2 separate regions of the Homo sapiens genome follow, and region 1 is linked to region 2. A link is an interaction called in ENCODE POLR2A ChIA-PET data of the cell type or tissue named here. Cell type or tissue: IMR-90. All regions are shown on one strand. Each heading gives the region's core, and the rest is flanking DNA. Links, peaks and the distances in the headings are about the cores only.

Region 1 (4,385 bases), core at 154-4,153, 160 kb after region 2:
GGGTGCTGACTGTGCACTTGGCTGGTGAGCCAGGCCTGGAGTGGGCAGGAGAGGCTTCTGAAAGGGTTTCAGAGGAGTCCACAGTCTGAGAGAAGAGAACACCCTGAAAAAGGGAGTTCAGGGGTCTGAGGAGAGACTGCTGTGGTCTGCAGGGTGAGGTGGTGCTGGTGAAGGCAGCCGAGGAAGGGGCGTCACCCACTGGAAGGCTTGCAGCTTAGGGAAGGAGACTTGAAGATTAGAGATGGATAAGGAGTGGGGCATATCACAGAATCCCAGAATAGGAGATGCAGAATGTCTTTGGAAATGACCCCGTCTAAGTCTGGCTTATCCAGAGGGGAAAACTGAGGCCCAAGGATAGTGGAGGATGACTTGGCTGACAGTGATGGAGTCATTTCAAGTTAGTTCAACAAGCACCTCCTAAGCTTGTTGGGCACCAGCCTGAGGATAAAGCCTTAAATAAGGCTCTGTCTCCTCTGGCTATGGTCTAGTGGGGTGATGGACAGACAGATAAGCACTACCCTGTGCCATGAGTGCAATGATCAGTGTGTGCAGGGCACAGGGGCAAGGGGGTAATGGAGGACTTCTAACTGGCAAGACCTCTCAATGGAGGCAGCACCTGGGATGGGTTTTGAAGGATGCAGAGGAGTTTGAGACTGACCACAGAATGAAGGGATTGGTTTCCAGGTAACCTGGATGGTTCAAGTTGGTTTCTGTTTTTGCTACCTGTGAAGCAGTGACCAGTCTGTCCTCCATTAACACCCCATCATCTGGGAGACTGCAAGCAAGCTAGGGAAGGCAGGGGATTTTGGGGTGTCTCTGTCCTGAGGCAGAGGATTGGATGCAGGGTTTCCCAGGGTCTTAGCCTTCACCAAGGCACCATCAGGTCAGTCCTGGTTGTGGAGCCTTCGTCCACGCTCCCTCCCATTCAGCCAAGAAACATTGATTGAACACCAATTGTGAATGAGCCTTGCAGGCTGGAGATGATTTCAAGAGGCAGAGTTAGGGGAAAGGCATTTTGGGAAAAGGGAATAGCGTGAGCCAAGGTGAGGCTGTTGCAGCAGCAGGAAACTAAGGAAGCAAGGGCCTTTTCCACAAGCATCATCTGTTCTTGTTTGGCTCAAGCGTGGGGGCAGCAAGGGAACAGTTAAGATGCAGCTGGGAAGATTGCCTGGGCCTGAAGCTGGGGATGGAAAACCCAGGGGAGGAGTCTGGACTTTTATTGGTGGCAAGTGGGAGATATCAATGGATTTTGAGCAAGAACGACTCCCCGAAGATCCCCAGATAGGGCTGGGAGCTTGAGAGAACCCACAAGCCCCCTGGGGAGCCAGGAGTCGGGCCCTCTGGACAGTCATGTGCTGGTAAATATGCTTCACAACCAGCTCTGTTTGTGGAGGTGGGAGACACAGAGGTAGACTGCCAATTTTCATAGTGGAAAAAGTCCCATCAGGGCAGGCTCAAAGCTTCCAAGGTAATATCAACTGGCTTCGATTCCAGAGACTTTCACAGTTGGCTCTCGGGAGCCAGTGTGCGCTGACTCCAGCGCACTGCCACACCCTGGGTTATAAACTGTATTTGCCCAAGACTGCTAGTGCTCAACCCTCCTTCTCCCCGATCATTCCCATGGTGCCCTGCAAACCGGAGCCCGAGGATAGAAAAGTACTCTGTGGTTTGTCCAAGCCCAGGGGACCGCCATGGTCTGAGACCCCAGGCCTGTGGGTCTGAGACTTAGCTCAGCTGCTTATGCACTGGGTGATTCAGGCACATCCTCACTTCTCTGGGATGACTTGCTTTGCAGGGTCACTCCCGGGATAAGAAGAGGTCATGCAGTGGGGAGGTGTGGGTGGGGGCAGGGTTGTGCTGGGAAGGCCTGGGGAGCGTGGTCAGTGGTTCCCCGGGGATCAGGAACAGGCCCTCTCCCACCCCACCCCCAGCTCAGTTGCTGGACAAATCCATCAGATCAGTCGGCTGTCACCAGTAGGGGGTGGGAAAGGCAGGGTCTGTGAAATGAGGGGCCCTGGGACAGGACGAGGGCTGGAAGAGCTGTGAGAGGCCCTGGGCAAGAGGTAAGGAAGCAGGCTACAGACCACCAGCACTTCAGACCCTGCCAATGGAAAGACGGGTCTTGGCAAGTGTCGGTGTCGCCCCCTCCCTCCTTGTCCCTTGGGAAACTCCTACTACTCTGTCAGGCCTCAGCTCCAGCACACCTCTTCCAAGACGCAGGGGTTAAGAGCGAGAGTTTGGGTGTCATTCCATCTGCAGGGCCCTGGACAATCTGCTTCATCTTTTTCAAACTCATCTGTAAAATGCGGACAGTAATACCACAGAGCCTGCAGGATGGTTGCAAGGATTAAATGAGATGTTCTTGGCACGGAGGAGCCTACTTCTGACAACAAGGATGCCCTCGTTCCTTGGCTACTTCTCCTACCCACGTCCCCCCACAAGGTAGACTTGGCCCTCTGAGTCCTCACCACACCACCCTCTTAGCCCAGGTAGTAATTACAGTCATGTCTGTCTCCTCCATGGAACAGTGAGCCCCTAAGTGTGGGGACTGGGTCTGATTCACCACCAGGTCCCCAGAGCCCAGTGCAGGACCTGGGCAGGCACGGACTTCACACCCTGTGCCGCTGTCCAGGTCCCCACCAGCACCAACACCCTGTCCCAGGCGCCTGATGTCACAGGTGTCCCGGCTGAGTGGCAGCTCCTCACTCAGCTTCCACTTCCTCACGTGTGACCCTGGTGACCTCCGAAGGTTGCTTCCAGCCTGAAAGTGCTGTGAGTCCATGTCTCAAACCCGCGTCACCATGCTGCCCCCAGACCAACCCCTCCCCGCTTCCCTGCCCCATCAACGGCCCCACTGTTCTCCAGTGACCCAGGCATGAAGCTTCGGAGTCATTTTTGACTCATCCATCCCCTTCATCCCCTATGGCTAGTCATCGGCCATGACAATTTTTCCTTCCAAACACATCCGTAGTCCCCTCCCCAGCATTCTAGTCCCCTCTGTCTTGGCCTCTGTTTTGGTCTGAAGTCTGGAGATTTTGTCCAGTTTCTTTTTTTTCTTTTACTTTTTTTTTGAGACAGGGTCTTGCTCCGTGGCCCAGGTTGGAGTACAATGGCGCGATCTTGGCTCACTGCAGCCTCAACCTCCTGGGCTTAAGTGATCCTCCCACTTCAGCCTTCCAAATAGCTGGAAGCCTAGGCACAAGCCACCACACCCAGCTAATTTTTAATTTTTTTGTAGAGACAGGGTCTCACTCTGTTGCCCAGGCTGGTCTTGAACTCCTGATCTCAAGCAATTCTCTCACCTTGGCCTCCCAAAGTGCCAGGGTTACAGATGTGAACCACTGCACCACACCTGGCCTGCTTTTATCCATTTTCTAACTGGCCAGTGTCCTCTCACCTTCCACCACAGCCATCTTCCCAGGAGAGCTCTGGAGTTCCACTGTTACGGTCCTCCCAAAAATGCACAGCGGGTATCTGACAGGGGAAACTGCTTCACACCCATCACCTGCCCCTGAATCCATCAGTCAGGAGCCGAGCTGCTGCCTCGAGGCTGAGTGTGCCCAGGAGAGACCGGGGTCTCTGCCCACAGTCAGGCACATAGTCCACTGAGCTCTGCTATTCCTTAGGCCCAACACTGGGCATGGGGCAGGGAAACCAGGATGCTTGAGGCATAGGCCCTGTCCACACCCTGATTGGGGACATGGATGGATGATGCCACACTGACACAGTGTGCTGTAGGAACCAACGTGGGGTGGCGGACGCCCCTCATGCTGCCTGGAATCAGGACGTGTCACAGAGGACAGACAGTCGAGCTGGGTCTTGAGGAATGAGCAGGAGTTCTGCGGAGAGGGTGCTTCAGCAAGGAAGCTGCCTGGATGCGCAGTTATGAAGGCCTGCAGGGGCAGGAGGGGTGGCCACGGTGGGAGGTGGGGAGGCCAAGCTGAGAAGGGCTCCGTGGGCCACTGGTGAGCTGCCTCTGGAATCCCTTACTGCCGTCCATAATTCATGTCCCCCACACGGAGCATGACATAATTCATGTCCCCCACATGGAGCATGACATAATTCATGACCTCCCAACCTGTGACGCAACACCTCCTTGTAAACATCAAAGCAGCCATCTGTGAGCCATCTTTGAGCCCAGGAGGTTGAGGCTGCAGTGAGTTGTGATCATGATACCGCACTCCAGCCTGGGCCCCAGAGTGAGACCCTGTCTTAAAAAAAAAAGAAAGAAAAAAGAAAATTAAAAAAAAAAGGAAGTGGACAAAATCTTGAGATTTTGCACAGAGCTGTCCTCCCTAGTTGCCCTGTCTTTCTTCGCCAGCCTTTTCAGGTGGACGGGGCATGGCTTATCTCTCCCATTTTACAGATGAGGACTCTTGAGACCT
Region 2 (4,385 bases), core at 136-4,135:
CTCCCAGGTTCAAGGGATTCTCCTGCCTCAGCCTCCCGAGTAGCTGGGATTACAGGCATGTGCCACCACACCTGGCTATTTTTGTTTTGGTGCTTTTTTTTTTTTTTTTTTTTTTTTTGAGACGGAGTTTTGCTCTTGTTGCCCAGGCTGGAGTGCAATGGTGCGATCTTGGCTCACCGCAACCTCTGCCTCCCAGGTTCAAGCGATTCACCTGCCTCAGCCTCCCGAGTAGCTGGGATTACAGGCATGTATCACTGTACCTGGCTAGTTTTGCATTTTTTGTACAGATGGGGTTTCTCCATGTTGGTCAGGCTGGTGTCAAACTCCCGACCTCAGGTAATCCGCCTGCATCGGCCTCCCAAAGTGCTGGGATTACAGGCATGAGCCACCGCACCCGGCCTGTTTTTGTATTTTTAGTAGAGATGGGGTTTCACCATGTTGGCCAAGCTGTTCTCGAACTCTTGATCTCATGATCCATCCACCTTGGCTTCCCAAAGTGCTGGGATTATAGGCGTGAGCCACCGTGCCTGGCATATTCTTTGTTTTTATATTACAAAATTAGCATTTTGTCCCACAGTCTAGAAGAAGATAATTTTTTGTGTTTTGAGACAGAGTTTTACTCTGTCACTCACACTGGAATGCAGTGGCACAACCTCACCTCACTGTAGCCTCCGCCTCCTGGGCTCAGGCAAAGCCCGTACCTCAGCCTCCTTAGTAGCGGAGACTGCAGGTGCCTGCCACCATTCCTGGCTAATTCGTTTGTGTTTTTTATAGCGATAGGGTTTTGCCATGTTTCCCAGGCTGGTCTTGAGCTCCTGGACCCAAGTGATCTGCCCACCTCAGTTTCCCAAAGTGCTGGGTTTACAGGGGTGAGCCTCTGATCTCTGCTGGAAGAGTTGAAGAACAGTCTTAGATCTTCTAAGACCTAGGTTTTAGGTCTGTGATTTCCAAACCTGATGCACACCAGATTCAACCAGAGAACTTTAAAAAATTGAGTAGGTAGGTCTGTTGTGTTCCATCTGTGTGACTGCTGGAGCCAGGCCAGGAGTGCTTCCAGGTTCTACTTCTGTCCCAAACAGATTCCTGTGGCATATCTTCTCTGTGTTCGTTGTGCTTGGCCAGACGACTCTGGTTGAGAGTGGTAGAGAGGTGACATAGTCTGGGAACTGATGGTCAGCTGTGGTAGGGAAGGCTCACACGTGCAGATACCTATTACCACATCACTGCCCATAACCCAGGGCGTACCACAGTCTAGCTGCATCTGAATAGATGGTACAAGAGCCCCTGTGGTGTTTCTGGTGGCCCGGTCAACTGCATTGTGAGGCCCAGAGACAGGAAGTGACTTTGGGTTGTGTTTGACTCCAGATTGGATGTTTTTACCACAGACTACCTCTAATCCTAGAGATTTTTACTTCACTGTGTAGTAAGTAACATTCAGTAATGAACAGAATTCACAGTTTAGTCAAGATGGCTTTGAAAAACAGTGTACGGAATGGTTTAGAATGAGAAGTGGTCATCTCACCCTCACCTTGCCCCATCCAGAGCCAGAGCATTGCCTCGTTTTCAGCATTGTGGACATGGATGATCACTTTGGGCTTATACCACTACTGCATGTTTCTTTTCTTCCTCAACAGTTTCAGTCATTCAGTCAGTACCGCTGTAAGACTGCCAAGAAGTCAGAGGAGGAGATTGACTTTCTTCGTTCCAATCCCAAAATCTGGAATGTTCATAGTGTCCTCAATGTCCTTCATTCCCTGGTAGACAAATCCAACATCAACCGACAGTTGGAGGTATACACAAGCGGAGGTGAGTGCAGCAGGCCGACAGCCGTGGCCTGCGAATTTCCAGCTGCTTGCCATCTGTTCCAAATGAATAGATCACTGCAAGGAGAGCAGATGAGTCACCATGTCTTAGGTGGTGGTCTGTTGACTCTTTGTAGGTGCTTGAGTACAAACAGTAGCAGAGTATTTGTGCTGGGGGCTCTGGGGCTTGGGAGTCCATTGGCCAACAGACTGAACCAGCACATTGAGATTTGCGTTTGTAAACACTTCTGTGTCTCCAGTGCTTTTGTTTAGATAAGCACTTCTCACACGTGTTGGTGTCAGAGCCACTTTACCCTGTTAAAATATTGAGAACCACAAAATGTATCTATTTTAAAAAATTTTTTTCTTTTTTTTTCAGTGAAGAGTGGCATTTTTGCAGATCTCTCTGTCTGGCTGAGATAGCTGGCTTCTCATTTCTGCTTCTGCATTCAATCTGTTGCAATGTGTTCTTTTGTTTGAAGCACATAAAGAAAATCTGGCCCAGGCACTGTGGCTCACACCTGTAATCCCAGCACTTTGGGAGGCTTAGGCAGAAGGATCGCTTGAGTCCAGGAGTTTGAGACCAGCCTGGGCAATATAGTGAGACTTTGTCTCAAAAAAAATGTTTAAATTGACTGAGCATGGTGGGTGGGGTGCCCCTGTAGTCCCAGCTACTCGGGAGGCTGAGGTGGGAGGATTGCTTGAGCCCAGGAAGCAAAGATTGCAGTGAACTGAGATCACACCACTGTACTCTAGCCTGGGCCACAGAGCGAGAACTTGTCTGAAAAAAAAAAAGAAGGAAAATCTGGCTTCACACGGTTATAGGAAGTTTTTTTGTTGTTTGTTTTTGAGACAGGGTGTCGCTGTGTCACCCAGTCTGGTCTTGGACTCCTGGGCTCAAGCAGTCCTGCCTTGGCCTCCCAAAAGTGCCAGGATTATTGGAGAGGATTTTCTTTGATACTACACCATGTAGTAGTATGTATGGGTTGAATATTCCTGACTTGAAAATTTGAAATCTGAAATGCTCCAAAATCTGACTTTTTGAGCACCAACATGACGCCGTAAGTAGAAAATTCTACACCCAACCTCATATGAGCAGTTGCAGTCAGAACTTCGTCTCATGCACAAAAGTATTTAAAAGATTATAATAAAGTTACTTTCAGGCTGTGTGTATAAGACATATATGAAAAATAAATGAATTTTATGTTTAGATTTGGATCCTATCCTTAAGATACTCATTAGGGCCGGGTGCCATGGCTCACGCCTATTATCCTGGCATTTTGGGAGGCTGAGGCGGGCAGATCACCTGAGGTCAGGAGTTCAAGACCATCCTGGCCAACATGGTGAAACCTCATCTCTACTAAAAATACAAAAAATTAGCCGGGCCTGGTGGTGGGCACCTGTAATCCCATCTACTTGGGAGGCTGAGGCAGGAGAATCATTTGAACCAGGGAGGCAGAGGTTGCAGTGAGCCGAGATCGCACCACTGCACTACAGTCTTAGTGACAGAGCGAGACTCTGTCTCGGGGAAAAAAAAAAAAAAAAAAAAGATATCTCATTAGGCATATGCAGATATTAAAAATTGCAAAATCCAAAACACTTCTGATCACAAGCATTTATAGAAGTATACTCACCCTGTACTTCTTTGAAGTAACCAGTGGTAGTTTCATACAGATTAGGTGCAGTGAGGAATCTGAAACTGTATTGGTGAATTTTTCTTTTGTTAACGTTATTCGTCACTTCTGTAATTTGAATGAGTTCCTTACATCCATGTGTGACTTTTTTTTTTTTCCTGAGACAGAATCTGCTCTGTTGCTCAGGCAGAGTGCAATGTCATGATCTCAGTTCACTGCATCCTCTGCCTCCGGGGTTCAAGCGATTCTCCTGTCTCAGCCTCCAGGGATATAGAAAGGAAGGATTACAGGCACACGCCACCACGCCGGGCTGATTTTTGTATTTTTAGTAGAACAGAGTTTGACCATGTTGGCCAGGCTGCTCTTGAACTCCCGAGCTCAAGTGATCTGCCTGCCTCGGCCTCCCAAAGTGCTGGGGTTACATGCATGAGCCACTGCGCCTGGCCATGTGTGATTTCTAAAAAAATATTGGTTCTCTGAGTTATAAAGATCTTCCAAATGTTGACACATTTTATTACATTTTTTTAAAAAGTCAGATTTGTTACTTTTGCCACTGACATCAGGTAAGCATTTATTTGTAAGCTATAGAGCTTGTAGTGGCAGATACAAGTTTTACAAAATTCCATTTTTGCTTAATAGCTTGAATTTTTATTTATTTTGAGATGGGGTCTCACTCTGTCACCCTGGCTGAAGTGCGGTGGCACAATCATGGCTCACTGCATCCTCTACCTGCTGGGCTCAAGTGATCCTCCTACCTCAGCCTCCCAAGTAGCTAGGAACGCAGGTTTGCACCACCATACCTGGCTGATTTTTTTTTCTTTTTTTTTTGGTAGAAACAAGGTCTCACTTTGTTGCCCAGGCCAATCTTGAACTCATGGGATTTCATGTGTGAGCCACTGTGCCCAACCTTTGAACTGTTTTATAGGTAGCAAACACTGTCAGTTATTTT

Evidence for each region. Peaks named below come from ENCODE experiments on the same cell type or tissue, not always from the same donor. Only the 100,000 strongest peaks of a DNase experiment are listed, where the experiment ranks them.
Region 1: POLR2A ChIA-PET joins it to region 2 with 8 read pairs; 1 of 35 experiments calls an interaction of 5 or more read pairs at or near these places.

Annotation. Positions count from the first base shown.
Region 1 is chr22:38,028,945-38,033,329 of GRCh38, forward strand. POLR2F-AS1 (POLR2F antisense RNA 1) reads right to left here. Exons shown (of 2, transcript NR_199596.1): 2 at 3,228-4,211. It also overlaps a transcript of POLR2F not described here. Among named protein-coding and RNA genes, the nearest start is that of POLR2F-AS1, 3.1 kb to the right of the region's middle. RefSeq lists enhancers at 2,078-3,277, 4,289-4,385. In IMR-90, for the core only: no CTCF peak of the experiment used is centred there; a DNase peak (open chromatin) is centred at 4,087; H3K27ac peaks cover 175 bases; H3K27me3 peaks cover 245 bases.
Region 2 is chr22:37,868,542-37,872,926 of GRCh38, forward strand. EIF3L (eukaryotic translation initiation factor 3 subunit L) reads left to right here. Exons shown (of 13, transcript NM_016091.4): 8 at 1,635-1,806. Among named protein-coding and RNA genes, the nearest start is that of EIF3L, 21 kb to the left of the region's middle. In IMR-90, for the core only: no CTCF peak of the experiment used is centred there; a DNase peak (open chromatin) is centred at 1,890.